Linked DNA regions of Homo sapiens: all the other regions are linked to region 1. Evidence: chromatin loops called from intact Hi-C (ENCODE). Cell type or tissue: Calu3. All regions are shown on one strand. Each heading gives the region's core, and the rest is flanking DNA. Links, peaks and the distances in the headings are about the cores only. Region 1 overlaps LINC02889 (long intergenic non-protein coding RNA 2889). Region 2 overlaps LINC02888 (long intergenic non-protein coding RNA 2888). Region 3 has its middle 44 kb from the start of AGR3. Region 4 overlaps LOC101927609 (a long non-coding RNA gene). Region 5 overlaps LINC02888 (long intergenic non-protein coding RNA 2888).

Evidence for each region. Peaks named below come from ENCODE experiments on the same cell type or tissue, not always from the same donor. Only the 100,000 strongest peaks of a DNase experiment are listed, where the experiment ranks them.
Region 2: a loop joins it to region 1, with 4 times the contacts of the local background. A loop is called at or near these places in 6 of 110 quality-filtered maps.
Region 3: a loop joins it to region 1, with 2.4 times the contacts of the local background. A loop is called at or near these places in 4 of 110 quality-filtered maps.
Region 4: it touches region 1 in a loop (2.2-fold over the local background); 3 of 110 quality-filtered maps call a loop at or near these places.
Region 5: a loop joins it to region 1, with 3 times the contacts of the local background. A loop is called at or near these places in 4 of 110 quality-filtered maps.

The regions. Positions count from the first base shown.
Region 1 is chr7:17,521,942-17,528,537 of GRCh38, forward strand. The region is part of intron 1 of LINC02889 (long intergenic non-protein coding RNA 2889); the gene reads right to left. Among named protein-coding and RNA genes, the nearest start is that of LINC02889, 34 kb to the right of the region's middle. In Calu3, for the core only: no CTCF peak of the experiment used is centred there; a DNase peak (open chromatin) is centred at 2,600.
Region 2 is chr7:17,405,060-17,411,655 of GRCh38, forward strand. All of the region lies in intron 1 of LINC02888 (long intergenic non-protein coding RNA 2888), which reads left to right. Among named protein-coding and RNA genes, the nearest start is that of LINC02888, 33 kb to the left of the region's middle. RefSeq lists an enhancer at 356-1,555. In Calu3, for the core only: no CTCF peak of the experiment used is centred there; DNase peaks (open chromatin) are centred at 882 and 3,642.
Region 3 is chr7:16,923,128-16,929,723 of GRCh38, forward strand. No RefSeq gene overlaps it. Among named protein-coding and RNA genes, the nearest start is that of AGR3, 44 kb to the left of the region's middle. RefSeq lists an enhancer at 6,277-6,326. In Calu3, for the core only: a CTCF peak has its summit at 3,329 (motif pointing right); DNase peaks (open chromatin) are centred at 3,354 and 5,214.
Region 4 is chr7:17,236,368-17,242,963 of GRCh38, forward strand. All of the region lies in intron 6 of LOC101927609 (a long non-coding RNA gene), which reads right to left. Among named protein-coding and RNA genes, the nearest start is that of AHR, 59 kb to the right of the region's middle. In Calu3, for the core only: no CTCF peak of the experiment used is centred there; a DNase peak (open chromatin) is centred at 3,470.
Region 5 is chr7:17,441,399-17,447,994 of GRCh38, forward strand. All of the region lies in intron 1 of LINC02888 (long intergenic non-protein coding RNA 2888), which reads left to right. The region is part of intron 4 of LOC105375172 (a long non-coding RNA gene); the gene reads right to left. Among named protein-coding and RNA genes, the nearest start is that of LINC02888, 70 kb to the left of the region's middle. In Calu3, for the core only: no CTCF peak of the experiment used is centred there; a DNase peak (open chromatin) is centred at 3,493.

The DNA of each region.
Region 1 (6,596 bases), core at 717-5,716:
TATATGAGAGATTTAATAAAGTGTTAAGGTATGCTGGGTTCATTGAGTTTTAGCTTTGGAAACATCTCCTTGGATAAATGGAGTTTAATAATCGGAACTCTATGTAATATATCAAGAGACCCAAAACAAACACACAGAACATTTGATTAGCTCAACAGCTGCTAAAAATCATTTTGATAAAAGTCAGCCCCATTTCTGATTTAAAATTTTTGTTAGCATCAGGATGAAAAAGGATGTTATTTATATGCAAAAACATTAATCTACCTAAAACAGCTATTTGCTTGCTTAAGAGAGGAACTGTTAGGCAGCCCATACATTAAAATCTGGAATAGACAAAGGATGCTCATAATCCCAGTATTTTGAATTTTTCTAGGATTTTCAACTATTATCAAAATATAAAGGAAAAAGAATTTTGCTAGTCTACCTAGAAAATTCAAGATAATCAATTGAAAAGTTATTAGACTACATAAGAAATTTCAGTAAATCAGATAGACACCAGATAAAATCAAAAGAGCAATCACTCTTTGGCATGTCAGCAATAGCTGGTTAAAATATAAGATAGAACAAAAATAGTAGACAAGGACGACAAATATATAGAAATAGTCTTTTTAAACAAATGAGCAAGAACCATGAACGTCCTTTCTGAGTTATTCATTTAAACAACATGAACAAATGGTGAAATTTTCCCTGTTCATGGATGAGGAAATCGACTATTATTAAATGTTAGATCTTTTCAAATTTATAATTGTGAAGCAATTACACCAAAATGTCAAGGGGGCTTCTTTTGAAATATTTCTAGATTTAATGTGAAAGAATAAATGATGAAGAGTTAAGAGCATTTTGAAAAGGAAGAGTAATGGGAGAAGAGAGTTTAGCACTACGAAATATTAACATGTTATGAAGCTCTAACGAGGTGAAGAGCACGGTACTGTCAAATACGTAAGAATCAAGAAAGTAATAAATGAGGCCTTCCAAATGAATGAGAAGGAGATTTGTTTGAGAAACAGTTCCGAACAATTCCAAAATAATGATAGTAAAATGTAAAAAAACACCAAATATTATAACATAAAAAATAAAATTAAATAAGCAAATTTGTCACTCACAGAAGAAAAAGAAAAGCATAATAAGCTCAAAAACAAAGGAACAGATTACTAGATTTAAAGATCTAAAATTTTTTATTTCTGCCCATCGTAAAACCTCAGAAACCTAAATAGTAAAAACAAGCTGGATAAAATATATACAAGATAATTCAACTAAGAGCATGAACTGAACATTCAGAAAAATAAAAATACATATGGCTAACACAAATAATGTTCACCTTTAATAATCAAAGATATAGTAAAATTTAAAGAAAATGGCATACTTTTAGTTCTTTAAAATAGTTAACATTTTAAATGATAGGCCTAGCCAATAATACATTCTTTGTTCTTATGTTTTCTCAGGTTGATTTGGAAGTTAACCATTCAGTAAAACTGAGCTGCCAAGTTGTAACGAAAGCAAGTCTCGTACAAAATTCTCCCACACTTACAGTTATATAAACATTCATTAACAAGCAGGCAAAAAACAACCTGTACTGTAGTTTCACTGAAATGCCAGCATTGTCCTTTTAAGTGATCAGCCGCCCCACCAACATAAAAAAATAACTGAAACCAATTATGACAGCCTTCCAGAAGCAGGGCCTAGTACCCTGATAGTTAGCTCCAGACAACTTGAAAAATTCATAAATCAATGGGTGGCCACAGGACCATTTAGGGATCAAGCCTTGGGCACTATTTTAAGGGTATGGTAAGGCCTCACTGGTTTCTTATTCCATTGGCATATAAATATGCAGAATGTCTCTAACATGTTTTTAAAGAAATCATTTCTCCTGAAAACTTAAAATTTTGCCAAGCAGTGAAATTATCCTAATTTATAAGTCACCCACTTCACCAATACAAGCAAATTTCTGCTCAATCTGCTAATTTCCATACGGATTGCTAATTGAAACACAAAAAACAGAAGCACTTCTGTTAGCCTCCTGTGGAATATGGACTTCCTGATCAGAACTCCAGCTGGCTTTCTTTGGACTTCTGTACTATTGATTAGCACTTGGGTAATTGCTTAACCTAAAGAGATCTGCATAACCTATATAAAGGGAGTTATAAACATTGAATACCAGATGTTTACTCTTCTTCCACATGATTCCTCTTCTTACCCTTGTATTTTCTATGCATTCTGTATTTCTATGGAGATGACTGGAAGTTCCGCACAGTTCTGGCTCTATTCACAGTTCAGGTTACATTCAGCTTAGGTCCATCAACACTTATTTTGGTAAATCACAGCAAATGTCAAATTCTTCAAACCAAAAGAAAATCCCCAGTCTGTACAGAGTGATAATTATTTCTTTTTATGAAAATTTCTTACATACTCTGCTGAAAAAGATTATCCTATTTTTATGTTTTTGATGGTAGTCTAGTGTTTCATAATCTCAAACTTATTTCAACAGCCTTACCTCATTGCTCCCAGAGCCAAACAAGGTCAATGAGTAGTCGTTGGCAAGATACTCTGCATTGTTTACAATGCCGCAGCTATTTGCAATGATACCTGCCCATGTCGCCATCAACCTCAGGCTGCCTGCATCTTTGCCAGCAGCCGTCAGTGGAGAGAGGAACTAGTACTTCAAAGGTCTCAGTACGGCTCATAAAAGAGCAGGGGGTTGACCCAAGCCAAGATGAAGATTGTATATTTGTCAGTTATGTTTGACTATTTTGACAAGCTAATCCATAGAAACTCAAGATAACTGAGAGGAAGTCTACATTTAATAGCCCCAGAGAAGGCTACAGATAAATGTAAAAGAAAACTAAAGATCTCCAGGGGAAAATACTTAGTATCTCCTCCCCATCGTAGAAGAAAAAAGGGAAACAAGCCAATAGTACCACTTATGATTTAAAGAACTGACCACATATAACAAAAATGTTAAATATCCAGGGAACAAAAGTGAAAAACTGAAGGAGGGAAAGAAACCAAGCATTCAAAAGAGATGATGAGTAAGGCGGTGACAAGCTAAAGGCACTGCAAGTCTGGGGCACACTGAGTGTGAGAAGAAACTCTGAAGGGTTTAACAGGAAACCAGGATTTCCAGGAAACTAGAAGCCAGTTGAAAATTGATGCACATTTCAAGCCATTTCAAACAAGAAAAGGGCGAAATTAAATATGGGTTCAAAGGACAATTATACATCCAAAGGCCACTGCCCCAACAACTTGGAAATCCTTATACACCTAGATGAGAGTTCTTTTGCAATTCCTAGATACTAAAATGTTATCCACCCCAGTAGCCAGTACCTGGCTGCAGAGAACGTGAAGCTATTATCAGATTTTATGCTTATACCCAACCTGTTTCAAAAACAATATAAGGTTCCCTACAACAATAAAATATTGCAACATGAGAAGAGAAATAATTCAGGCAAAAAGACAAGGCAGAGCTTATGAAACGAAGCCAAGAAAAAATAACACACAAATCTTTACCAAAACATCTGATAACAGTAGTTCCCAATGTTTTTTAGTATGAGGTCACTTTTTCTAAAATCAGAAATTTTCATAGATCACCCTCAAATGACAATATGCCCCCCACAGCCATGATACCCAACAATTCTATTTACACAAGTAGACATTGATGAAAAATGCAATAAGCTACAATAAATTCAGTTATGTGAAATTGTATTTTATGAATCAGAAGTGTACCGATATGAATAGTAATAAATACGTAAATATTATTTTATTTCATAACAATATTGGAGATCCTTATCAATTCATGGATCTCTGCAAAAACCCTAATGCCCTGATTTAGCCATTCTATTTGTTTTCTAAAAATCTTTGCATCCTGTGTCTTCACAAATACAATGGAAGTTTTAACGGAAATTCAACAGGGAATAAAATGTGCCATTAAGACCTATTTTACAAACTACCACCAAAAGAACTTTTGCTTGGGGTCTGTGGAAAAGGCCCTTTATGTCTTCAATTATCAGTTTCATTATCTTCACAAATAGACAGCCCCCTGCCCAAACCTCCACAGGTACACAGTGACACCCAATTTCATTTAGGTACAGTCATGTGACTGTTAGTCAATGAGATGTACACAGAAATGGGGTGAGCAAATCTCCACAAAGCAAGCGCTGTGTGCTTTGCCTCCACTTTTCTTGCTGGGTAGAATGCAGACAATACTGACAAGGATCATACCCTTGGGCAGCAGAGGAAAATAGCTGGATGGAACCTGGGACTTTGTGAATTAATGGAAATTCTTTATTAAAATTCTGACTATTGAAGTTCTTTTTAGAATAGAACAAACTGTTTTTAAGCCATTCTTAATTTTGTATTTTTGCTGTCACATGCTTTCAGATAGTAATTTCTAGTTAATACTGTCTCTTAACTATCAAAAGTGTTCAGTTCTAATATTCAGTCTTCACTACTCCTAGAAAAATCACATACAATCAGAACGAACTTTACTTCCTGTAACTTTGCAGTCTCATTTCTTGTCCTTGTCATTAGTTCTTTCTCTCCTTTCCCTGAAACCTTAGACACTAACTCTGATACCACCTTGCGGGTCTCATCTTGATTATGCCTTACGGTAATTTGGGCTTAGCTTTCCAGATCTCGTATATAATTGATGTGTGCGCTGGGATTTGTTTTCAATAGAACTGGGTTATTTTTCTGTATATTTCCCCCATTTTTTTTCTTGGTTTTTACCTTTGTTTTACTGGAGCAAATCTTCAGGTAACCTCCTTACAGAAGTACATAAGAGAAAGTTTCTGAAAGTCTGAAAATAGCTATATTTTACCATCACACTTGATTGCCAAGTGACTAAGCCTAGAATTTTTCTCAGAGCTTCAAATGCATTGTTTCATTGCTTCTCAGATCTTGTATTGTTGGTGAGATGTCTGATGTCAATCTGGTTCATTTTAACATTATGAATCATAAATATGGTTGTGTTCACTACATCCTAATTATAAAGTTTTAAAAAAATTTCTTGTGTTCTGAAATTTCAGATATAAATTTTTTCAGCATCCTGGGAACCCAATGGGCCTAAAGAATTCTGGTGCTTTAGTATTAAAAACTTTTCTTGTATATTTCCATTGCTAACTTCCTCCCACTCCAATTCCCTCTCTTATTTCCCAGAATATTAGGTCAATGTCAAGCTTCTGGGATTGAACCTCTATGTTTATCTTTTTAAAATTTTTTTCTTTTGTCTTTTTTCTCTTGTTCTGATTTTCTTAGTTTCATCTTCGTAACTGTCTGAATTTTTGCAATTGCATCTTCAAGACAAAATATCTTATTTTGTTCTCCATTGTTCTTTTGTACTTTTCTAGTCTTATTTTTCGATGCAATATCCTCTCAAATTTTCAAGCTAATTGCATAACTAGGTTCTTTTAACATTCTCCTTTTTCTGAATTATCTGTTTCTTCTAAAGTAAATGTTCTTGTTTTAGTTATTTTGTGCTGCTGGTTTTATTTATGTTTTTTGTTATCTTTGGCTGTCTTCTTATGAAGAAGAATAGTGGACTGGGTTGATTTTCTAGGATATAAATTATGAGTCCCCTCTGCTGTTATCTTTTATTTCATGGTGAGGTCTTTCAAACAAATATGGGTGGACCTTGTCTACTGGCAGGCTTCATATTGGCGAGGGCAATAAAGGAAAATGAATTTAGGCTGAAGAGGGGACAGAGCCTCCAAATGCAGAGATGAGGGCTTTATTCCCGGAAGACCTAATTTTATATCTGTAGTTCTTGATGTCTTTGGAGAAGAGGCTTTAGATTTATTTTGTTGTTACTCTTTCATCTTTTCTTTTTAAGTGTTAGGCTGCCTAGAAATGCATGAGCTCCACCCGTACTTTTTAATGAGTTTTGATGCAACTATGTAAAAATTGTTATTTTTTGGCTTCTGGAGGGAACAATGTTTAGACACCTTTTAAGTGCACTTAAAAACATTAAGAAGTAAAAATAAACATTTCAAAGAGCTGAACATAAATGTCATCACAGATACTGCCACTAATTTACTGATTATTGATCACAGGAATCCATCCTGAGCCAGAGGAACAGCAGCACATGGTAAAACACAAACAGTCCAAGGTGTACAAAAAAGCCTTCAGAACATCCACCTGCAGACTGAACACCACATGTTATAGTTAGGAGCATATTTGGGGCTTTGCTAGTTACAAAACTCCATTGGGTTTTCATAAATACACTTTATACTCAAAGCCACTGGAGTCAACCATATAATGACAAGATTGTCTGGAACTGAATGTAATTTATTCATATTGTTTGCAAGGGGAAAGTATTGTACTTAAAATAATTATACTTGTAGTTTTAAAGGTGTTTTTGGGTATCACTATATTTCACTCAGAAAGAGTAAAAGCAGAAACAGAAAAATTTTAAATTGGTTTCCTGTATAATATCTATGCATATACACACAAAACTCTGCAAATGTGTTATTTTTACTTTTCTTTTTATTTTTTGAGACAGGGTCTCTTTCTCTCACCCAGGCTGGAATGTGGTGGTGTGATCACTGCTCACTGCAGCCTCAACCTCCTGGGCTCAGGCAATCCTCCCATCTCAACCTCCCAAG
Region 2 (6,596 bases), core at 576-5,575, 120 kb before region 1:
CACAGGGAGGGGAACATCACACACCGGGGCCTGTCGGGGGCTGGGGGCTAGGGGAGGGATAGCATTAGAGAAATACCTAATGTAGATGACATAGGTATTAGGGTAGATGGGTGCAGCAAATCACCATGGCACGTGTATACCTATGTATACCTATGTAACCTGCACATTCTGCACATGTACCCCAGAACTTAAAGTATAATTTAAAAAAAGGTAGTAAGATGATAGATTTAAACCCAAATATATTTGTAATTACATGAAATGTCAGCAAAGTAAGTACTCTAATTAAAAGCTAAAGATCGCCAGATTGGAAAAAAAAAAAATATGCTACTTTCAAGAGATTTTCCTTATATAGAAGAATATAGAAAAGTAAAAGAATGGAAAATGTATAACATGCAACCAATATGAAACAAAATAGAATTTAAGGCAAGGAATATTATTCAAGATAAAAAGGGAAGGCTGGGTGAAGTGGCTCACACCTATAGTCACAGCACTTTGGGAGGCCAAGGCAGAAGGATTGCTTGAGTCCAGGAGTTTGAGGCAAGCCTGGGCAACACAGTGGGACCCCATATCTAAAAATAAAAAATAAAAATAAATTTTAATGAAAAAATAGATTAATGGCAGAGCAGACTTGAGAGACAAATGGTTCTTGCAATAAGCGACAGCGGTATTAAGATGTATGTTCAGGATCTCATTGGATAGAGGATTAGGAAAATTTCTTTGTTTTAATGTTTCTTAGTAGACCTTTTTAGAAAGAAGGGCAGTGTGAAAATAATATCCTAAGAGCTCATAACGGCAAATGCCAAGGTTTGTGTGGTGTGTGTGTGCGCGCACGTGTGTGTGTGTATGCATGCCTGTGTAATATTATGAGATAATACAAGGGAGAAGGGTGATTCATGGAAAGAGTGGACGAAGGTTTCGAAAGCTACCGAGTGAGAAAAGGTCTGATGAGTATTTATTTAGGAATTATGATGTCACTGGTGACCTTAGCAGGAATAGAATCTGTAAAATGCTAGGGGCAAAACGGGGTTACAGGAAGGTGAAGAGTAGACAGAGACTTCCTTTTCCAACAGTATTGGCAGAGTAAATATCCTGAAAATCTATCCTGCTACAAAGCACCTAAAAGTAGTAGATACAAAATGAAAAACACATTTAAATGCATGCCTGTGTTGGAAAGAGTAAGGGAAACCATTGGAGTTATCAGAGGCTAAATGTTCTGGGAAGGACCAATTCAGAGAATTGTAAGCAGTGAAATCATCTATGAATTCCAGGGGCCTGGGGCTTCAGTTGTGACACAGATCAACTCAGGTCGGCACAATGGGAGAGTTAGATTCAAATTCTGGAACCCATAATGAATTACATCTTCAGTGAAACTGCAAATTAGGAAAAAAATAAAAATTAAAAACAACCTGCCCTGAATGAAGAAACAAATAAAACTGGTGAATTTTTTGAGCATCTTGTGAGAATTTATAAGTCGGAGCTAGTCCTCAAATGGCCCTAGGTTAGGGTCTGTGATGGTTAATTTTGTGTGTTAATTTGACTGGATTGAGGGATACTTAGATAGCTGGTAAAGCATTATTTCTGGGTGCATCTGTGAGGGTTTTCTGGAAGAAATCGGCATTTGAATCAGTGGACTGAGTAAGGAAAATCTGCCTTCAGTGTGGATGGGCACCATCCCATCAGCTGAGGACTAGAATAGAATGAAAATGCAAAGGAAAAGCAAATTTGTTCTCCTCCTTCAAGCTGAGATACCCTTCTTCTCCTGCTCTTGGACATTAGAACTCCAGGTTCTCCAGCCATTGGACTCAGGCACTTGCACCAGCAGTTCCTGGGTTCTCAGGCTTTTGACCTTGTGCTGAGAGTCATACCATCAGCTTTTCCGGTTCTCCGTCTTGCAGATGACCTTCTCAGATTTCATAATTGTGTAAGCCAATTCTCCTAATAAATCTCTCTTATATATCTATCCATCCATCCACCCATCCATCCTATTAATCTCTGTACAATTCTGACTAATACAGGATTCCCTATCTCACCGACTGCATTGTCTGAAAAAGACTCCTGCCACCCTAGATTTGAAGCTTCCTTAACTGCCTGACAGAAGCAAATAATTTTCTCTAGATGAATCAACTGTCAACCTCAAAGAACTTCCATTTATAAAGTCCCAACATTATCCCAGAATCTAAAATTACAAAATGAAAGAAGAAATAGGAGTCAATTTCAGTAGAAACAATAAACAAGAGAATCAGCCCTAGATAATGAACTAGTTACATTTATACTACAAAACTGGTATTTAAAGTTAAAGAAAAAGAATAAAGTTGGAAAAGAAAGTCACATACATGAATGAGGAAGAAGTGACTATAAAGATGACTAGGCAGTTCTAATAAAAACTAAAAATAGGACATTCAGAAATGAAAATTACAGTACTTAAAATTAAAAATTCAATAGGTATACTGCTTAGCCTATTAGACATGACTGAAGATAGAATGACAAACCTAGACTATAAAGCTGAAGTAGTTGGCTCTAACAGAACACAGAGAAACAGAGGGAGTATAAAAGCAGTAGAGAGACATAAAAAATATTTGTAAGATACAACATATATCCAAATCAGAATTCCACAAAGAAATATCAGAGAAATGAAAGAGAGATAATTTCAGAGGGAAAATGTCTGAGCAATTCCAGAATTCCAGATGACATGAATCTTCAGATTTAGAAAGCAAAACAAATCCCAGTCTTCACTGAACTGTAGAACACCAGTGAAAAAGAACTTTTAAAAATCCAGAGAGAAAAACATTGCCTCCAAAGAAATATTTACAGTGATAGCTGAATTCTAAACAACAACAATGGAAACCAGTAAACTGTGAGATCATATTAAATCCATGAAAAAATGCTTATAGCTACATATCTAGAATTGTAAAATTGTATGTCATTTTTAGATTAAAAAAGATCAAGAGAGTCCTCACAAACATCTTTTCCCTACAGGAGCTTCTAAAATATATATTTCAGAAATAAGGAAAATGCTTTCAGAAAAACTGAGTTCAAGAAGAAAGGGTGAGCGAAAATAAAGTGGTAAATGTGAGTAAATCTAAACAAATGTTAAATATAATACTCAATAATAATGTCTAATTTTAGAGTATATTAATTTTTTATTGCTGTGTAACAAAGTACCACAAATTTAGTGGCTTAAAACAATACAAATTTATTGACCTTAAGTTTCCATGTGTCATGAGTCTGGGCACAGTTTAATTGGGTTCCCTGATCTGGTCTCACAGCCTGTGTTCTCACCTGGATGGCCACTGAGGAAGAATCCACTTCCAAGCTCATTCAGGTTGTTAGCAGAATTAATTTCCTTTAAGCTCTACACTGAGGGCCCAGACTTTTTGCTAGCTGTCAGCTGCAGGCAGGCCACCCCATCCCATAGACCTTCTCACAGTATGACAGCTATTTTCTTCAAGCCACCAAAAGGATTTCTCTCCAGGATGTATATGATAAGTAATTATTAAAGTGGCATCCTATCACTTCTATCATATAAAATAACTTAAGGGAGTGATGTCCCATTGTCTTTGCCGTATTTCATTGGTTAGAAGCAGGGCACAGGTTCTGTCCGCACTTAAGCAGAGAAAATTGTGCAAGGGCGTGACTCATAGGAGGTCACTTTAGGGCGTGCTCACCGCAGAGAAATTGGAGAAACAAAAACAAGACTAAGTCAGAAAGGTCATGCTCAGAGTTAAAGCATGCTAAAGTCCTTGTAGGAAGTGCAAATAGACACAGATTAATTATAAACTGTATTAAGCTGGAAAGGAAAGTACAAAATAAGATGGTAGGAATTAATCAAAATACATCAGCAATCTTAAAGACACAAAACATTTTTAAATAAAAGGGTAAAAAAATATATTGTGGCTATATTATTATCAGATAAAATAGACCTTCAAGTAAAAAAGCATAATTCGAGTTAGAGGATGACTACATAATGACAGAGTAACTCTCTAAATTACCATCTACCAAATTTCACAATTCAAAATTGTATATAGTAAATATTAGCAGAGATTCCTGAATCATCGTGTGTGCTTTTGAGACACAGTGCTTGGCAATTCAGAAGTTAAATAGACAAAATCAAAAACGTATCTTCTCACAAAAAAACAGTAATACATAAAAAATGTTAAGACCACAACATACTTGAACTAATTGCTGTACGTAGAATAAAGCATGAAACAATTAGAGACAACAGAATTAAGCACATGTGACACTGACCATATAAGTATATAAGAGCCACATAATAAACTATAAAACTAGTGTTAACCAATATGAAAGAAATATTTCATAATATGTGGGCCACGTTCTCTAATCACAATAAAGTTTAAAACCAGTGATGAAAACATTATGAAAAAGCTCATATATTTAGAAATTTAAAAACAAACTTCTAAATAATACATCAAAATAGCATTCAAATGGATATTAGAAAACGTTAGAACTAAACAATTATGAAAAATTCTATATATCAAAACATGGAATACAGATAAAATAGTGCAGAGAGAAGTTTATAGACTTTCAGAAGGGATGAAAATTAATAAAGTAATCATCAATGATTTAGAATAATATTGAAAAAATAAATCCAGAAAGCAGAAAAAGAAGATAACAAAAATAAAAGCAAAAATTAACAAAACATAAGAATATGGAAAATTAATGAAACTACCTCTGTTCTTTGAAGCAGTTAAAATCTAGATGTCTCTGACAAATTAAGAAAAAAGGGATAGATACAATATCGGCAAATCACAAGAAAACAACTTCAGAAGGACTAGAATGATAGCAGAATGTTATAGACAACTTTTAATTATAATGACAACTTGGATAAAATGGGCACATTTCTAGAAAGTTATATTTTGCAAAAATTGACTTATGAAAGAATTAGAAAACCTGTGCAGTCCTGAATCATTGAAATTAGTTAAACATTGAAGTTAAACTATCTTTTCACATAAAACTGAAGTCCACAGTTTTATAATAAATTCTGCTAAATATATTTAATGAGCAAATATTCCAATTTAACATAAACTCTTCCAGAAAATAAAAAAAAAAAAGACACGTTCCTCTTTAAGTTGTTTAATGAGGCCATGATTGTTATCTTGATTCCAAAATCCAATACAAAATATTAGCAATCTAAATGTAGCAATGCATTAAACACACACACAAATTACTAAATTGACTTTATCCAAAAAATAAAAGGCTAATTAGCATCAAAACTATTAACATAAATTAACAAAATAATGACAACTTATAAAATCATCTCTTTTTGCAGATGAAAGTCAATATTCATTCACATTAGAAACTCTCAGTGAACGTGGAATAGAAGGAAATTCTCATAACTGGCAAAAGAGTAAATACAAAATTCTCAAAGGAGATATCATATTCATTGGAGAGGTGGTAAAATCATTTTCTTTAAAGGAAGGAACAAAAGAAGGATGCCCACTATTACCATGCATATTCAACATTGAACTAAGGATGGCAGAAACCACATAAAAAAAGAAAGAATAAGAAAAGAATAAACAAAATTCTCATTATTCGTAGAAGATATTATTGTTTACATAGAAAAACCAAAGAAGGCTACAGACAGATTACTCAAATGTATAAAAGAGCTTAGCTAAGTGACTAAGTGATGATATAAGATCAATACACAAAAGTTAACAAACAGAAAATGTCATTTGTAGAACCAAACATAGATAATTAGGGATTAATTTAACAAGAGATGATCAATCATTTCATGGAGAAATTTTTACATTTTGAAATATATTTTAAAAGATCTAAATTGAGAGATACACAATGTAATATTTTAAATATGCCAATTATCCCCAAATTAATATATAGGGTCAATGAAATTTCTTCCAGAAACCTAAACTGAATTTTCCTTGAAATTTGAGAGTGATTTAAAGATTTGGGTAGAAGTGGTAATGAGTCAAGACATAAAAAATGAAGTGTAACAACTTACCCTAGCAGATATCATGGCTTCTTTAGTGCAGAAATACACAAATAGACCAGTAGAAGTGAAGAGAGAGCCCAGAAATAGACAATGCTTATGGAGAAACAATATATGACAGATGCAGTATTGCATCTCATACAAAAATCTGTTCTAAATGAATTAAACAATTCAATGTAAAAGTCAAATTTCAAAAAGTTTAGATGGCAAAGTAGGAAAATATCTTTATGACTATCAAGTAGGAAAGGATTTAACAAGCAAAAAAAGAAAAAAAAATGAGTTGATGAATTTGACTCCATTAATATTAAGAACTTCTAGTCAAAACACACTAAAAATTGAGGGGGTAGGGAGGGAGAGCATTAGGACAAATATCTAATGCATGCAGGGCTTAAAACCTAGATGATGGGTTGATGAGTGCAATAAACCACCATGGCACGTGTATACCTATGTAACAAACCTGCATGTTCTGCACATGTATCCCAGAAATTAAAATAATTTTTTTAAATGAGGGGGTAAATACACGCCACAAGTGAAAAGATGTACTTACAATCTGTATCACTGAAAAAATTTACTATTCAGAACTTGTCAATAACTCCTACTAAACAATTTTTAAACAGAAAATGGCACAAATATG
Region 3 (6,596 bases), core at 1,120-6,119, 600 kb before region 1:
TGAGATCTCAAATATATTCAGTCAGAGTATAAGTTCAAGGCACTGACTTTCTTCACTCTTTCAGTCTCTGTTTGATAAACATGGCTTTTAACACCTAGCCTGAGAGTGAGCTTGAACCCCACCTCATCTTCCCACCCACTGTAGTTGATAAGCGGTCATGGCAGTGTCATGATAGTTGCCAACATTTGTACTGGAAAGAGGCCTAGAGGAGTGTCTCCAGTGACTGGCTTCCTGGCCATTTAACGTAAGTTTCACTGTTACTGTGCTTTGGGATGTAGTCTTCAGCTCTGCAATGTCAGAAATTTGGCATTATCCTTGAAGCTGGGTTTGAGGGGACTGATTCACAAACAGAACTCATGAAAGACAAATATGTAAAACCAGAATACTAGTTTATTACTTTACCAAGGAAAACAAATTACTTTCCAGTAAGGCAGGTTAAAGGAATTACCTTTAGAATCAGACCACAATGCCTCTGAGTATAACAACTTCTCTAGGTATTGGGTTAGTCAAATGGGAATGAGTATAATACTTACATTATGGGGTTGTGTGAAGAATGTTGGACAGAATGTAAGCAAGCGGTTTGTTTGGCGTAAAGGAAGTAACTGTTATGATCATTTATATCATTTTACAATATGATGTAGAGAGTAATTGATTAACTCCCAGGTAGCAGAATCGAGCTGGAACCAGGTTTTCTGACATGTGTTTCTACAAGAGCTTTGTGATCATGGATCTCAGCAGTTTGCTTCACACTGAAGGTTCTTTCCACGTCCAGGGCTGCCCGAGATTACCCATCACACTTTGCCTTATATGAAAGTGCAAATCTCACCTTCAGAACTGACCATTCAGCAGTTGTGAAGAAGTAGTTCTGGAATTTTTATCTCTCTTAAGTCATTTTGCTACTAGATATAAAATCTTCTGATACATTGCCATTTTATAGGGCAACATATTTTTTCTTAGTTCAATATTTGTGACTAACACGATGTGTGGCAGTTGTCTAAGTTCATGGATACAGTTTTAGAAATCCCCACCTCTCCCTTCTTTATTGCTTTCCAACTAATCTTATAGACATTTTTTCTTTAAAGTCTGCCTTTTTTTTTTTTTTTTTTTTTTTTTTTGACAAAGTCTCACTCTGTCACCCAGGCTGGAGTGCAGTGGTGTGATCTTGGCTCACTGCAACCTCTGCCTCCTGGGTTCAAGTGATTCTCCTGCCTCAGCTTCCCGAGTAGCTGGAACTACAGTCACACGCCACCATGCCTGGCTGATTTTTTGTATTTATTTATTTATTTATTTATTTTTTGAGAAGGAATTTTGCTCTCGTTGCCCAGGCTGGAGTGTAATGGCGTGATCTCGGCTCATTGCAACCTCCGCCTCCCAGATTCAGGCGACTATCCTGCCTCAGCCCCCTGGTAGCTGGGATTACAGGCCCCTGCCACCACACCTCGTTAATTTTTTGTATTTTTAGTAGAGACGGGGTTTCACCCTGTTGGCCAAGCTGGCCTTGAACTCCTGGCCTCAGGTGATCTGCCTGCCTTGGCCTCCCAAAGTGCTGGCATTACAGGCATGAGCCACCGTGCCTGGCCTAAAGTCTAGCTTTAAAGTCTGACTTCAGCTTTGAGTCTTGCAATAGATGACTTAGGATCTCGAAGGTGGCAGTAGAGAATAGTAGGAAGAAAGCAAGTGAGGATTCAGGAGATATGGTTCTACTCCTAGCTCCAACTATTCTGCACCTTGGGCCAATTGCTTTCTCTCTGTATGGCCAATTTCTTTACTTGTTAATTAGGAAAGATGTTTGCTTTACCCATATGGGAGAAATAAATGAAACACTATAGTGTGTTGAAAACTATAAAGTCAATGCAAATTATTGCAGAATGAGGTAACCCTGGCCTGGTTCTAGCCCTCAGCCACTCAGCCACTACCAAATCTTTACTCTTTCTGAGAGCATAATCACAGTCTCTAACTTTAAAGGGATGATGTGCACTCTACATTACAGCATTTTTGTAAGGTTCAAATGAAGGGGACAAAAGGACCTGAAAGCATTTTGTAAACTGCAGAATACCACATGAATGCAAAGGTGGCATCACAGGACTTTACTGCTTCCTTGCTCTGTGTCCTCAGGCAAATTGGGCACCTGTCAGGTCTCCAGTTCTTTACCTGAGGGCTTATGCAACTTTTAATCACCGCCTATTCAGAAATCTGTTTAAACTGACTATGTATATATATTTTTATGCAACTTTTAATCACTGTCTATTTAGAAATCTGTTTAAACTGACTACGTATGTATATTTTTCTTTTGTAAAAAATTTTAAGGCTTGTCAAGTGTATTTTTAAAAACAATAGTGATACTTCTGACTCTTAAATACCTTTCAAGTGCGTTATGACAGGCTTCTTCTACTCTAATGGCATTTGTTACTAATTGCTTCATGAAATCGTAATCCTTTGTTTATTACTTACAGAAATGATTTCCAGTCAACATTCTTTGACCCTAAAGTAAGTTAAAATTCCTAAAATATTGAACAGATCTTGACCAATTATAATTTGTTTTTTGTTTGTCAGAATGGGAGTGAGCCATGACTTGGATGGACAGGGCTAGGGATGGAGGCTCTGGAAGACGTTCTTTGAAGTATCACTTTCAGCTTACTCTTCTCACCAAAGGCCATCCAGCAGCCCTCTCCTCTTCCCCACAGCACACATTTTGCATTTGTAACCAGAGAAGGGAATGATGACGTGGTAGCATTGTCCTTTGAGTCTCATCTTCTCAAAGGCAGAGGTCACATTTTCTAGTGTTGTACCTAACCTAGTTTTTGTATAGTTAAAAAAAAAAATCAGGCAAGTTGTCAATGTGAAAAATCTTTCAGCCTCGTGTTTGTACACATAGGAGATGAGAAATGTTTTAATGTGAAAGTAAGAATAGTGGCAATTCATCTCCTTCCTGTTCCTAGGTTACAGCTGCTCAGTAAAGTTGGGTTGCATCTCAGGAACAGAGAGCAATTTATTTCTACAGCTGTGTGAAATGGGGCCAGCTTGCATCCATGGAGGCAGAGATGCCCTCAAGTTTTTGGCTTATTTTTAGTTCCCTTATATCAATGTATACACGTGTGATAATATAGTGTAGTGCATCCAACAGCATTTTTTAGGCCCCACATTTGGGATTTCAGATGGCAGCAGCAATTCTTATTTTTTGGTTAAATTTTGTGGAAGTCTAACAAATGGATTCTCTGAGTCATTGAAAGGTATGCTTAAAAACAGGTACTCTGTATAAAACAGCTGGTCAAGTTTTTGGATTAGAACCTTTCAATCAAGTAACATCTTGGGAGACTGTAGGAGCTGTACAGGCCACTTGGTGGTGCTCATGACAGGGCAGCTCTCTTCCAAAGGATATGAATCTTCACAGTTGTAACATTTTAGTTCTGCTTTACTGAACAGAAAGCGGTTCCATTCCAAATTTGATCCTAAATGCGAAACCACAGTGTGCTATAAAACATTGAACATTCCTGCAAAAACAGACAGAGGTGGAGTTTGTTTGCACAGATCCAGAAAAGTCTTCTGTCAACAACCTCTTCTCACAGAGAATCGTACATCTAATGTGTGGCTAAAAGGCATTTGGATATGTCAAGTCCAAGCAAACCGTAACTAGCATTCTAATGACCTTCTATTGTTAGATAAATGATAACATTATAGAATGAAGGTCACAAGGGAAAAGGAACATATTCTCTTCCTCACTCAGTAAATTTATGACAGCAAGGATCCAGAAATCCTAGGGAACACAGGCCAAATACACCTTTTGCATGAGGGGTCTATTTAACAAAATGAAATGAGCACAGCAGGGAAGTTTTTTTAAAAAACTTTGCTTTATTTATAAGTAAACATTGGACACCAAGATTTATATATCATGTATGACCTGTACATACCTTGAGGGCTGTTTACTGTACCTTGTCTGTCTTTATGTTGTTAGTTAAACAGTGAGTCATAAAAATGCCCCAATAACACATTTTCTATCAACTGTCCAGGAAAATCTAGTTCCTTTACCACACAGAAGCAAAAGTGATATTCTTTAAAAGGAAAACCAGATAATGTCCTTAAAAAATGGCTTCCCAATGGTTTATGATGAAATCCAGACTCGATTAGGCTGACATAACATGCCTCTTGCTCATTTCTCTGCCTTCATCTCTCAGAATGCTTCTCTCCATTCTCTGGGCTCCAGGGTCCTGATTTCTTGAAGCTCCTGCAACCTGCCTGGCTTCTTCTGGCTGCAGGATGTAGACACACGCTCCTCACTCTTCCCTGGTTTGCCTTGCCCAGGTCTGTCTCTGAACCATCCTCTTTATCCTCCAGTTTTCAGGTGAAGTGTGTTCTTCTCATAGAAGTCTTTCCCGTTGACCTTATCTTAAGTGGTTCCCTCGTTATTTCTGGACCTTTATTTGTTTTATTCATAGTATTTATCCAGTCATTAAAGTTTGTCCTTTGTTGTTGTTTACTTATTTTTAAAAGGAATTTTATCTGCTTGCATTCAAATTGTGACTCTAAATATTATGAATTAGGGACTCTGAAAATAATGTGACTTCTCTAAAACTCAGTTTTCTCATCTAGAAAGTGAGCTTACTATTTACCTGATAGGGTTGTTTGTCATAAAGAATTAACACACGAAAACAAGCAAAGTGTGTAGAACCTGTCCTAGTACATAATAAAATATCAATGCATATTAACTATTATTAGTGCTATTTTAATCAACACTGCATCTGGGTGGTAGAACATTCCTCCCTTGCTAATTGCACCTTCTTCTCTTTTCCTTCCTTTAGGGAGGGCTTCCCTGACTATGCTTCATAAACTCAGGCCAGGCCCCCTAGTATTCCATTCCCTGTCCCATTGCCCTGCTTAATCTATCTCCACAGTATTTAAAATTTTTTGTATATATTTATCTGTTTTTATTGATGATATCTCTTTCCCACTATAATTTAAGCTCCATGAAAGACCCTATATTTCAAGGGTCCAGTAGAGGCAGATATTATGCACTCAATGAATATCTGTTGCATTAGTAAATAATTGAGAAATCATTGTCATTATCACCATCATCATTTTTCCTCTCTAAAAAGTAAGCAGGGATTGTACCTGCCTACCTTATGTGTACATTCCTGACGTGAATCATAGTTCTTGGCAAAAAGTCCTCTGTCAATATTTGTCAAAGGAATGAATTTTTTCTTTTTTCTTTTTTTTTTTGAGACAGGACTCTTGCCCTGTTGCCCAGGCTGGAGTGAGGTGGCGTGATCTCAGCTCACTGCAACCTCCGCCTCCTGGGTTCAAGCGATTCTCCTGCCTCAGCCTCCCAAGTACCTGGGACTACAGGTGCCTGCCACCATGCCCAGCTGATTTTTGTATTTTTAGTAGAGGTGGGGTTTCACCATATTGGCCAGGCTAGTCTCAAACTCCTGACCTCAAATGATCCACCCACCTCAGCCTCCCAAAGTGCTGGGATTACAGGTGTGAGCCACTGCACCCAGCCTAGGAATGAATTTTTAAAATGTGAAAAAATTGTGTTTTGAGACTTTGCCAAAATCATACACACAGGAAATCTTAGCAATCAACACATTAGTGATTATCACTCTGTATTGATGGTAATTATGGTATTTTGTGGTTAAATCAATTTTATAAAGGACTACATCAATTTTTGAAATCCTGTTACTTAAATTTTATTTTGTTGCTTATCCTTGCAGTCCAATTCGTATACATATAAAGGCATTCCCTTTCTGTCTTACGTACTTCGAATGAGAGATGACACCATGCATATGGTACTTCTATCATGATCCAATCAGATTATGTTTACCAAGGACTTGGTACAATGTCCATACCTCCATCTTTATTTTTTTTCCCCTTAGTTTTTCAAATCTCTCAAATTGATTTGATATAAGTAATAAGTTCAGTCACTAGACATCTGTTGAACATCAAACATTTTCCTTTTCATCTTAAAGATATCTTGGCAAGTAAAATATACTTTTCTCTATCAACATTTTAAGGGATACCGCTAGCACCAAACAGATACCATTTCCTTTTACTCTGCAAAGACTGATGGAAGAATAAGAAGACACTTTCTTTGCCCCCTAGAACCTTCAGATCTATTGGTGGGCATTCAGATACCCACAAAAAGAGAGTTAAACATGTTAAGTGGAACACTGAAGGAGCTGAAGAGTCAAAAGAGGAAGTAGGTGCTAAATAGTTCAGAAAAGGAAGCAGTTCACTGGTTCTATTGACCACAGTTTGCCATTCTTGAACAGGGTTGCCAACGTCTAGTGTTTGTATTTTGTTGTCTGACTCTACAAGTTCCAGAACTTCTTTTATAAATGATGTATGGGCATACCTTGGAGATACTGAAGCTTCAGGTCCAGACCAGTGCAATAAGGAAATATAAAAAGTCAGTCACATGAATGTTTTGGCTTCCCAGTGCATATTGTATACACTATATTGTAGTATACTATGACTTCCTCCACTGAAGTCTTGAACCCCTCAAAGGTCATCCATCAAAGTTAGAATCAACTTCTTTCACACTCTTGTTAATGCTGATATTTTGACCTTCTCCCATGAATCATGAATATTCTTAAAGGTGT
Region 4 (6,596 bases), core at 903-5,902, 290 kb before region 1:
ATCTCGGGCCCTGATCTCAGAGCATCAAAACTCATTGTTTCGCAAGTCCTCAGGCTCAAAAATGTTAAGTGAGTTCATGTTTTTCGATTCTGAAGGTATGTTCATTGTATTGTTTTTGTCATAATGAGTCTTTTTGCCTTTAGCGTATATATGAAAATACTTGTGGATGAAACGATATGCTATCTCAAATTTATTTCAAAATAACGTGGGAGGAGATAAAATAAAGTGGGTATATTATTCTATCTCTTATTATATGTGCTTGAACTTTTTCATAAGTTTTTAAAAACTTTTGTTTTCCTCAATCATCACCTTCCATCACTTTGAACCTGCTCTTCTTTTGCTTAAATGCATCACTGTCCCCTGCATCCCAACTTTCTGGGACACTCACCAGGGGAAAACAGAGATTGACATGTGAAGCTGAGTCAATTCAGTTGCTCATGACATAAGTGGTTGAGTAGAAGATACTGGTGCCAAGCCAAACATTTTTTTTTATTTTTTTGAAACAAAGGGACCATCTATATTTTTTAAAGAAAAATAAGAGAGCTGAGTTATCCTGCCACCCCACAATGTTTCCAACTTTGTGACTCTCTAAAAAGAAGACAAGAGAACATCCCAAATCCACGGTTCTGTTGTTTCCTTTTGTGAACCACCTTTCCCTTTTCTCATCTACTTAGAAACCATCTACTGAAGCTTTGAGATTCTGCTCAACCATCATCCTGTCTGTTGTATTCCTGAATCTCTGTCTCCCATAGGCAGAATCAAATACTTTTTCATTGAAATTCCTACAGGACATTATACCCACTTGCTTTTTTAGTACTCACTGTGGAATATAAGTTATTAGTTTACATGTGTTCGGCATTGTGCTGATGTGGATGGAGAACTAACTTAGGTCATCTCCCCAAAACTCTAACCTCTGAGTTTTCCTCTCCCTCCTTTCCTCTCCTTCATACCCCAATTAGCATAGTGTATTGGAAAAAGTGGATGTTCAATGAAAGTTTGAAATGAATCAGACAGAATCTAATTTCTTCATATTTGTTGCTCCTTTTTTCTCCTAATATTCATACATCAAGTCTTCTTTCCTAATCTCCCCAACCCAAAAGGGCTCCTTCTTCTGAACTCACAATTTTTTTTTTTTTTTGAGATAATGTCTTGCTCTCTTGCCCAGTGGGGAGTGCAGAGGCACAATCTCGGCTCACTGCGACATCCGCCTCCCAGTTCAAGCGATTCTTGTGCCTCAGACTCCTGAGTAGCTGGGATTACAGGCATGTGCTCTCAGACCCGGCTAATTTTTGTAATTTTAGTTGAAACAGGGTTTTGCCATGTTGATTAGGTTGGTCTCGAACTCCCGCCTCAAGTGATCCGCCCACCTTGGCCTCCCAAAGTTCTGTGATTACAGCATGAGCCACTGCGCCCAGCCCACAATTTTTTTTTCCCTTCATAGCACAAATGTCATAATCTGCTTTGATTTTGGTGTGATGTATCCCATCTCCTTTCTTGTCCAAGACTTTTGAGAACAGTGATCATGCCTTTTCCTCCTGCTACTTTCTATACTTCTTGAGTGCACTTGATAAATTTGTTGAATTGAATATTTGAGTGTAAAAGAAATGAGGAGAATCTCTCTTTCTTATATGAGATCAGCAGTACCAAAGACTTGAAATCCAAGATCTCTCTAAATGATTTCATGAGCTCCATTATTCACTGAGGGAATAAAGAGGTCTGTGTAGGCTACCACACTTGACAACATGAGTACTCATGCAGTTCTTTAAGGTTTTCAGAATTATGCAACAGACTTGAACCATTTCATTACTTAATTCTCACAAAAACACAATAATTAAGGACTTGTATCTCCATTTTAGAGTTGAAGAAACAAGTTACATTAGTAGCAGTTTCAGAGACAGAGTTAAGAATTTTATCCCAAGCCTTTTTGTGAATCCAACTCCATTGTCTCCTCACTCCTAGATGCCTGTGTATAAATGAGAATGGGCTTAGCCCGTCTAATACTTCTCACCCATTACAGGTAATTTAAAGAAGCATTATAGCAAAGGGAGTTAGGAAAAATCTTCTGAAACCAGATTGTGTTCAAATTCTGGTTCTGCCTAGCTGTACGACCCAGGACAAGCCAATAATCACTCTAAAGAGGGGGCAAAAAATTACTTCAATCGCCAGTACTCTGCACTATATGTAATGGTTTGCTTTTATTACTACTTTGAATATTTTTTTAAAGAGTAGAGCATATGCAATATATTTTGTATAATGGGAAAGGAAGAAGTATTTAGTAGCTTTTTGAGATCAATTTTTGAGACTAGTTCTAAGATATTTATGGCATTCACATCTAAAATCCCTTTCATATTCTCTACAACCTTTCCAAACATACTTAGTTTGCAAAATCAGATTGGAAATTATACAGGAATAGTTTTTCTCATAGTATTTCAGTACTTTCAGTTCCATTCCAGCTGGAGTCTAAAATATCATAGGATGCAGAAATGTAAAATTATGTGAAAACAAAATAATCCAAATGTATTTTTTATCCATTTTCAAAAAACATGTTTTTAGTTCACATGTGGAATAAACATAAATTATGCTATTTATTTGATATTATTGGAATATGAATTAATCATCTCAATAACTGGGCAACACACTGAGCACTATGCTGATGTCTGGTTGTGAAATAAAACTAGCAAAGTTATAAACATGGATATAGAATTTATTTAATCATTGAGTCTATAAATATCTATCTCATATGAGAGGTGGTGCTATAGAAAAAGCACACCTTTTAAAAGTACTCCACATGGGGCTTATACCTCCTGGTATAAGGAGAAATAAAATAAGTGAGTAATCACATCCTTTATGATGGATGCTGTGGAAGGAATGCACAGAGTGATATGAGCTGCTAGACTGGGAAGCAGAAGGGTGACTTTACATAGGGCTAATTTGGAAAGCAGCAAGAGGGAGTGGAAAAGACGAGGCAGAGACAGAGGTCTTATGATGGTGACCCTTGAGGCCATTTCACAGAATTTGGTGACACTGTATTATGAAAAAATAAAGAAATATCAACCATAGAGAGATGAATTACCAACAGTATTGGGTTTTCTTTTTTCATTTTCATGCTCACTCTACGTATATTTTTGTTCCTATCAGTAAAATTCTTCGTTTGGTTCAAATGTAGTTAAAATAGCTTAGACAAAGGTCAACATTGTCCAAGATTCACGTGGTTGTATGTCCCTTTTTTTCCTTTTGGCATAAAAGTGCTACTCATATTAAAAATTTTTGAATAAATAACAGAAATTAAAAATAAAATAAAGGTCACCCACAATCCCAAAACCTAAAAGTGAATGTTATTAATATGTTGGTCTATTCCTGAAGCAGGTTTGTTTCCAAAGTCCTGTTTGCGGTTATCTCACCTTTGTGAAATGAGGTTAAATAAAGCAGGCAGCAGATTCAGTTTAGAAAAAAGACAAGTGGCAGCAGAGGTCATACTGATACTCAGAGTTCAGATAGTAACAGGCATGCTTTGGCTTAAAAGTTACAATTCATCAGCAAAAAATGTTGTGGTCAGAACAGTATTGCCAGAGAAGTGTTTTGATTTCAAATATTGCTAAATCTTATCTCTCTGAGTAGTTGTGTCAATAAGAGATAAGGTCCTGCCTCACTTTGGAAGTAATAGCTTTAAGAGAAAGAGACCCTCAAGGAATGAGCCTTGTTCTGATGGGCAGAGGCTCCCGTGATGGGTGGTGATGCTTTTGGCCCTGACAGGGTCCCAGCTGGGCCCCAGTCCATAACAAGGCCATGGCAGGGAATATTATTCATTCATATCATTTGAGACCCAGTTTTTCATAACGATCAACATCATATTTCCTCTACCTTCTCTCTCTCCAACTCTCAGACTTAGAAGCCTATAGGTTATAACCTGCTTTTTGAGGCAGTACTGAACTTACAGACCTTAGAACCACCCTCCACTAGACAGTGTGAGACTTGTGCTTCAGGGGCTCAGAACACACAACATGTTCGTCACTTCAACCCTAAGAACAAGCAAAGACATTGAAAACAAAGTACCAGCAGACGCCAAGTCTTTTAACAAGAGGAGTCTATCCATAGCCACTCAAATAAGAATACGCTGATTTGAAGAATCTTCTGCTGGGAACCGGGGATGGGAAATTAGAGGTAGAGATGATTAGACCACTCTTAACTGTTCTCTCATTTTTTCATTTTACACAATAATGAGACTTTTCCCTTTTGCAGCTCCTAGTGTCAAAGAACTGATTAGACTGAATGATGAACATAGGCTAGGGGAAATTAAAGTACATTGATTTTATCTCAGGAATCACTTGGAAATTATTTCTTCCAAGTATGTATGTATGTGTGTGTATATATATATCTTCAAAATTATATATAGTATATAATATATAATCCAAGTATATATATGCATATATATGTACATATATATTCTATATATTTATCTATTAGTGTGGGTGTGCATTCATTATTGTAAATAACAATTCTGTATCTTTTTCATTAAACATAAGCATCTCTCCATGTCATAAATTAATCCCCAAAAACACCTTATTGAATGACTAATAATCTATCATCCAGATATATCATAGTTTGTTTAATAAAAAGTACCCTATTGCCGAACTTTCAGTTGGCTTTCAATGTTATAAATGATACTATAATGAACATCCTAGAATATTTATCTTTTTCTAGTCACTATTGGTTTTTTAGATTAAAATCCTAAGATACAGATCCAGTATGATCAATCATTTGTAGATTTGTTAAGTTTCTTGACCTGTATTGTCAAATTGCTCTTCTCACTAAACCCAGCAGCATTAACGATCTTTTAAAAAATATTTACTGGCGTTACTTTTAATAAAATTTAAGGTATCAGTCAGAGTCACTTTTTATTTTCCTATTTCTCTTTATTTCTATCTTCTTAGGAGGTAGGGAGACCAAAATAAGACTTGCAAAAAATTATTAACCACAGCTAAAACACACACACACACACACACACACACACACACACACACGCACACGCACACACACACACACATGAGCACGTAGTTAAAAAAAGGCACACAAGGTTGGTCTATGTGTTTATTTTTCAGAAACATTGTTTTCTTAGGACCATTCCAGTGACCTTGGTTAATACGGCTTTTGAATCCCGCATGGCCAACTTTGACTATTTTCAAGTAGAGAAATTCCTAGAACTTATTTGGATACTAATACACTTGAAACAATATGAACCATGGGTTAACATTATGCATTTAAACTACGCAGAAGAGGTCAGGCATGGTGGCTCACACCTGTAATCCCAGCACTTTGGGAGGCTGAGGCAGGAGGATCACCTAAGGTTAGGAGTTTGAGACCAGCCTGGCCAACATGGCAAAACCCCATTTCTAGTGAAAAAATAAAAATAAAAAAAGCAAAAATTAGCCGGGCGTGGTGGCGGGCACCTGTAATCCCAGCTACTCGGTAGGCTGAGTCAGGAGAATTGCCTGAACCTGGGAGGCGGAGGTTACAGTGAGCTGAGATCATGCCATTGCACTCCAGCCTAGGTGACAGAGCAAGAGACACCGTCTCATAAATAAATAAATAATAAATTACAAAGCAGAATGTCAGAATAGTTTGACTCAGGGAATAATGTAGAAATAGCATGGTTTAAACATTTAGATTTACAATCTACATTGTGCTTGTTTCATTTAACTATTTCTAAGTGAAAATAATTTATCCTTTGAAATATTTTAGAAACATTTCGTTTTACTAAAATATGTAATAAATTAAAACTTCATTTTGTGGGATTCAGCTGAACTGGTAAAACAAGTTCTTTTCTATAGCGGTCAAATCAGGCGCTGTTTTACTTCTAACAACATGTTATCTTTTTCATATTTGTCATTTCCTTTGTGGAAATTGTAAAAGAGATTGACCAACTTTTCCCCATAATGCTCATTTTCCTCACTACCTACCTATAATTTATCTATTTTTATACATCCTTCTTATTTAAAATTTAAATATTACAAACAAGGCCACCGTACCTTTGACAATAATCCTAAATTCCAATCCCCCTTCACAGAGCCAATAATTGCTACCAGGTTAATGTGGATACTTCTACACTTTTTGTTCTATGAATTTGTAACAATCAATAGTTAACAATGAAAATATATAGTGTTGTTTTGTGTTCCTCTTTTATATAAATGGTATAATAATACACTTACCGTGAGACCAGAAATCTAATTGTTTTTCCTTAACAGTGCCTTCTTTCTTTTAACTGCTGCATTATATCCTATATTGCATCATCTAGCAATCTCTCTATACATAGACATTTAATTCTCTTCCAGTTCTTGGCTGTTAGAAATAAGACGGTGCAATGAACAAGCTTGTACATGCCTCTTTTTGCACCTAAGCAAGTAGCTCTAAGCAAAAATAATGCAAATTAGAAATTCTGGGCCATAAGTTATGAATATTTGTATTTTAATAAATATTCTACAAAATTAATTTCAAAATGGTTGTACCATTTTAGTTCGCGTCAGTTGATTATGAGAGTACCCATTTTCCAATACTTTAGAATAAACTCGATTTTGTTAAGTCTTTTATTTTTTTCTAAT
Region 5 (6,596 bases), core at 873-5,872, 80 kb before region 1:
CCTGGAACCTGGGAATCAGGCCCCAATTAGGAGAGAGGTTGCTGCCAGGTCACTATGGAGTCATCTATGAGCTATGAATATGCAAAATCATGCAGACTGTTTGGAAAATTGAAGTCATTTTATATACTATCTGTAATTTAAAGAATTACTTCATTGTGCCTGATTTTCTAGAGATGGGATTATTACTTTGTAGGGTGGGTAGAATTTCTATTGTCTTTTTGGAACTACAGACTTAAGATAATACAGCCATCACAGTGGATTTCCTAGACCACAGTTCTCTTAGAGGCAGTGAGTCCCAGAGAGCAAGAAGAGCACATGTCTTGATCTTGGCTGCCTGAGAATCCTATAGAAGCTTATCATCCTTCTCCATTCCAAGACACACACAAAGCCCTATAGGAAATATCAAGATTGTTGTCTTTGGATGGTGACATTTCCTCTTTGGTTTTGTGTTTTTTGTGTTTTGTTTTTTTTTTTTTCTGAAAGGGTGAAAATGATGCCTTACTTTTTATATTAATAAGAACTCATGAAATACATGTATATTGTAAAAAATATAATTTACTACCAATACATCAAGGAAAGTGACCAAAAAGAGTTTTACTCTAGAAATGTTTGAAATGTAAATTGAAGACACTTAGCTAATTTTTTAGTGGTAACTTTGATAAAATAGGCTTAGGCATGGTTCAGACATGTTAAGATATTTTAAGAAATGTGGTTTAAAACATGCAACTTTTATTTTGCCTTCTATTTAATGCTACCTAGGGTTTCATGCTTAACTGCCCCTTCCTAGAGCTATGCTATTTCATAGAAGCCCTCCACTTGAGAATACATCTGATCAAAACCTCCAAACACTTCAGGTTTTCTCTAATTTTAATTTTTTTTTTTTTTTTTTTTTTTGGAGATGGAGTCTTGCTCCGTCACCCAGGCTGGAGTGCAGTGGCTTGATCTCTGCTCACTGCAAGCTTCACCTACTGGGCTCATGCCATTCTCCTGCCTCAGCCTCCCAAGTAGCTGGGACTACAGGCACCCGCCACCATGCCCGGCTAAGTTTTTTGTATTTTTAGTAGAGACAGAGTTTCACCTTGTTAGCCAGGATGGTCTCAATCTCCTGACCTCGTGATCCACCCACCTCAGCCTCCCAAAGTGCTGGGATTACAGGCATGAGCCACTGCGCCCAGCCCCTGTTATCTGTTTCTTCAAAGAAACATTCAACAGCATCATGAATGCTCTTAAATTTTTTCAGTGTATCAGGAAAACAAGGGAAAGCTTATTACAATATGATGCTAAAAATTCAGATTGTAATGTTGACAAAAAAAAGCCTACCATGACCTACAGTAGGCATGAGAAAAGACAAGGAACCAAAAAATCACTTTCTTCTCTTACACTAATCCTTGCAAACAAGTTAACACAGAAACAGCTTTAAGTTTAACAAAAGTAAATGACAAAACAAGCAATTGTAAGGTGTGTGTGTATATATAGGTATATATATCTTGCAATTGCCTGTGTCTATACCTATCTATATATATACATACCTATTCCCCTACATATATAGCCATATATATATTATATATATATATGTATTTTTTTTAACATATTTGGGATTTCAAAAGTTTGGGAGAGTATATATTTTATATATACACACACATACAGAAAATATATATATATAGAATATAATATATTCTAATCCCAAATATTTAAATGCTTTGCCTATCTTGCATGAGCAAAGGGATAAAAATGCCTTCTCTTTGGAGTCCTAGAGACCATGTCTCCAACTTTCATGTCCTGATGGGATGATGTCCTTCCACTCCTGTAAGAACCCTAGCTCTGGCACAACCTCAGCTGTGTATGCTTCCCTCCGTTTCTTTGAAATTTTGGCTTTCACACAGATCCCTGTAAACTTCAAAGGAAAAGGACAATCTTCCTACTTAACCAACTATTTGTCCATCTGTCCATCCTATGCCTGCCTTCTTTCTCCTCTTTGTTTTCCATCAACATGACCATACATTGAACACCTACAATATGCCAAGCGTTGCACTAGGTGTTTACAACATGCAGTCTGTTTTCCATGCTATCATCTTAAATACTCTTATTTAGCCCTCTCTCCTGAGGAGTACTGCCTTTAGTTTCCATGTCATTAGAAGCCTTTCTCTACCTCATCAAGCTCATCATACCCCAGAGTAAGATGGAGGTGAAAGAGTGTGGCATAGTAGAAAGAGCATGAACTCTGAGAGAATTATCCTTAGGCTTAAGCCTTGGCTTCTCTATTTCCTACCCATGTGTCCTTGGATGAGTTATTACTCTCTTTCAGCCTCAGTTTTCTCATCTACTATCTATCTGAGGGTAACAATACTTCAGAGCTGCTAGAGGAATTCAATGAAATAACATGTAAATTTCCTTAAAATATGCCCACAGCATGGGAAGCATTTAATGAATAGTAGCAATTCTAATATCTAAGTGATAGCTGCCAATTCATTAGATATGGGCATGTTCAGAATGGTCCATTGACTTATACTTGCCCCATTATGTATATATGAGGACAATAAAAAGTTGCCCAGTTGATTTTTTATTGCCCTCTTATATGTACATGCATTATGTAGACAGCCTGCTCAATGGGTATTTATTATAATAATGAAGTACACAGTCTAATGTTTCTCTTCATTTGTATAAGCTTTAAGAAAGCCCTGTTTTTTCAGCTTTTTTGGTACATAAATTCATGGCAGTTTGGTTATAATCCCCATCGTTTTGTTTGATTTTCCCTGCATTTCTTAAATTAAGAAATATCCATATATTGAGATTAGCTGTAACTAACTCATGGTGTTCCTTCCTTTTGCCATTTCCTCCCTTTCCATCTTCTTGTAATTTAAACTTTCCACATCCTAGAGTGAGAAATATGAGTCCCCAGTTTTTCCACAGCTTCAATAAGCAGGCTGGAAAATGTTTTAATGGACTGCTAGAACCAATGACTATTAGTGGCTTTCCCCCATCTTCCTGAAGGTTTTCCTGTCCAACCCTTCTCTCCCTTTCATGTCCTCCACATCTTATCAGTTGTAATGAATTGAACCCGTAGTAGCAGCGCTAGAAGAGCTGTTTCTTAGTTTAAATGGTAGTCATACTATTTTGCAACTAAAATTAATTTTATACTCTTTTAATGAATTCTTTATTTTCCTGTTCTGTTTATTTTGAAATGAAAACTCCTAAAATATTTTTCTCTGTACACCTAGTTGTACCCAGAGGAGACAAGAGATCTAGAAATATCCTTAATGCGTACCTGAATATTCTTTCTATCCCAATATGTACCCAGTTTTTAAAACATTTTTCCCATATGTAAGTGTTATTCAAAAGTTTTCCTAGAAAAGTCATATTCTGGGCATGCTATGTTTTTGCTGAAGTGTCTAGGCTTTGTTTTTGTCCTGTCGGGGATATGACTTGTGAGTTTTCCTTTATCTGTGAGAGAAAGTTGACCTTTTGTGCTAATTCCATTTCCTGGTGAGTCAGCCTTCTTTCTTTTGGGCTTGCCTATTGCTCAGTGCCAACTCTTACATTCCACTAATTCAGCACCTGTCCCTTCTTAAACAGGTTGTTCAAACCCCCATGCTAGCCCCATCTTTGACCCAGTGACTTCTTTGGGTGGCCAGTTATTTAATTTTTCAAAGCCTCTGTTTTGACATGTGAAAAAAAATAAAAATAACATTATCCTAGCAGGGCATATTAAATAATGCAAATGAGGGTAGCTACCAATGATAAATTTTACTAGGAAGGAGGTAATGCTGAAATAATGAGAATTTATCTTATCATAAAAATTTAACTTGTGGGCAGCTCCAAATAAGTAGCAATTTCCCTTTTCTTACTATTTTCCTCCAGGAATTTGGGCTGAAATTATTCAGGATCCATTTTCCTTCACGTATTTCCATTTCAAAAATGGTAGAATGGAAAGGAATAGAAGTAAATTTGAAGGATTTTCAAAGCTTACTTAGGAGTTTGGCATGGAGAGGGGAAAGCTGTCACAGCTATTGATGAATTTATTCAGTAACTACTGAGTGCCTACTCAGTGCTGCATCACTGTTTCTATATGGAAAGGAACTATCCCTCTGGGACAGTGTTTCCTTAGTGGGGTTAGCAGTCCAAGGAGCAAAGCATATGTGTGTTTCTATAAGCAATGGAAAAAGGATACTCCAAGAATCCTATATATGTAGCTGTTTGCTGATTCCAAGAGGGCAGCTAAGACTTTTTGGAAATAGGAATAGGAATCAACCTAGCACAATGCTTTGCATGTTGTAGGTGTTCAATATGTGGTCATATTGAGGGAAAAAAAGGAGAAAGAAGACAGGCATAGGATGGACAGATGGACAGATGATTAGTTAAGTAGGAAGATTCTCCCTTAAAGATATGTCTCTACTCTGCCAATCTTTGTTAAAAAAAGAAAAAAAGAAAAGAAGATATTTAAAAGTAGAGAGTTTATATGAAGTCTAATTAGAAGGTCTTGTTACACTCTGAAAGAGTGCCAGAATATCAGAATATGAACCACAAGATCATTATTTTCTTTTTCTTAACTTTTTTTTTTTCGTTTTTGTTTTTCTTTTTCTTTTTCTTTTTTTTTTGAGATGGAGTCTTGCATTGTTGCCCAGGCTGGAGTGCAGTGGTGCAATCTTGGCTCACTGCAACCTCCACCTCCCAGGTTCAAGAAATTCTCCTGCCTCAGCCTCCCTAGTAGCTTGGATTACAGGTGCAACCACCATGCCCAGTTAATTTTTGTATTCTTAGTAGAGATAAGGTTTCACCATGGTGGCCAGGCTGGTCTTGAACTCCTGACCTTAGGCGATCTGCCTACCTTGGCCTCCCAGAGTGCTGAGACTGAATTTTATTGAAAGCCGTTTCTGCATTTATTGAGGTAATCATGTGTTTTTCATCTTTAGTTCTGTTTATGTGATGAATTACATTTATTGATTTGCATATGTTAAACCAACTTTGCATCCCAGAGATGAAGCCTACTTGACTGTTGTGGATTAGCTTTTAGGTATGCTGCTGGATTCGGCTTGCACGTATTTTGTTGAGAATGTTTGCATCAATGTTCAGCAAGGATATTGGCCTGATGTTTTTTTTTGTTGTGTCTCTGCCAAGTTTTGGTATCAAGATAATGCTGGCTTCATAGAATGAGTGGGGGAGGAGTCCTCGCCCTGCAACCGACCCAGTTTTTTTGGAATAGTTTCTGTAGGAATGGTATGAACTCTTCTTTGTACATCTGGTAGAATTTGGCTGTGAATCCATCAGGCTCTGGGCTTTTGTTTTTTGTTTTTTTTTTTTTTTTTTTGGTTGGTTGGTAGGCTATTTATTATTGATTCAATTTTGGAGCTCATTATTGGTCTGTTCAGGAAACCAATTTCTTCCTGGCTCAGTCTTGGGAGGGTGTATATGTCCAGGAATCTGTCCATCTCTTCTAGGTTTTCTAGTTTGTGTGTGGAGAGGTCTCTATAGTAGTTTCTGATGGTTGTTTTCATTTCTGTGGGGTCAGTGATATCTCTTTCATCATTTCTAATTGTCTTAATTTTTTTATTAGTCTATTTAGTGGCCTATCTACTTTAATTTTTTTTTAAAAAACAACTCCTAGATTTGTTGATTTTTTAAATGGTTTGTCTCTGAATTTCCTTCAGTTCAGCTCTGATTTTTGTTATTTCTTGTCTTCTGCTAGCTTTGGGGTTGACTTATCCTTGCTTCTTTAATTCTTTCCATTTAATTTAGGTTGTTAGTTTGAGATCTTTCTAACTTCTTGATGTGGGCATTTAGTGCTATGAATTTCCCTCTCCACACTTTCTTAGCTGTGTCCCAGAGATTCTGGTATGTTGTATCTTTATTTTCATGATATTCAAAGAACTTCTTGATTTCTGCCTTAATTTCATTATTTACCCAAAAGTCATTCAGAAGCATATTGTTTAATTTTCATGTAATTGCATGGTTTTGAGCGATTTTCATAGTCTTGACTTCTATTTTTATTGTACTGTTGTCCGAGAGAGTGTTTGGTATGATTTTGATTCTTTTTACATTTGCCGAGGATTGTTTTATGTTTAATTATGTGGCCAATTTTAGAGTATGTGTCATGTGGTGATGAGAGAGTGTATATTCTGTTACTTTCCAGTGGAGAGTTCTTTAAAGGTCTATCAGATCCATTGGTACAATGTTGAGTTTAGGTTCTAAATATCTATTAATTTTATGCCTTGATGATCTAATATTGTCAGTGGAATGTTAGACTCCCACAGAATAATAGTGGGAGACTTTATGTCTCTTTGTATAGTAGGTCTCTAAGAACTTGCTTTATGAATCTGGGTGCTCCTGTTTGGTGCATATATATTTAGGACAACTATGTCTCTTAGTAGAATTGAACCCTTTACCATTATATACTTTGTCTTTATCTTTGTTAGTTTGAAATCTGTTTTGTCTGAAATTAGAATTGTAACCCCTGCTTTTTGCCGTTTTCCATTTGCTTGGTATGTTTTCCTCCATCCCCTTTATTTTGAGCTTATGAGTGTCATTACACATGAGATGGGTCTCTTGAAGACAGCATACCATTGGATCTTGCTTTTTTATCCAGCTTGCCACTCTGTGCC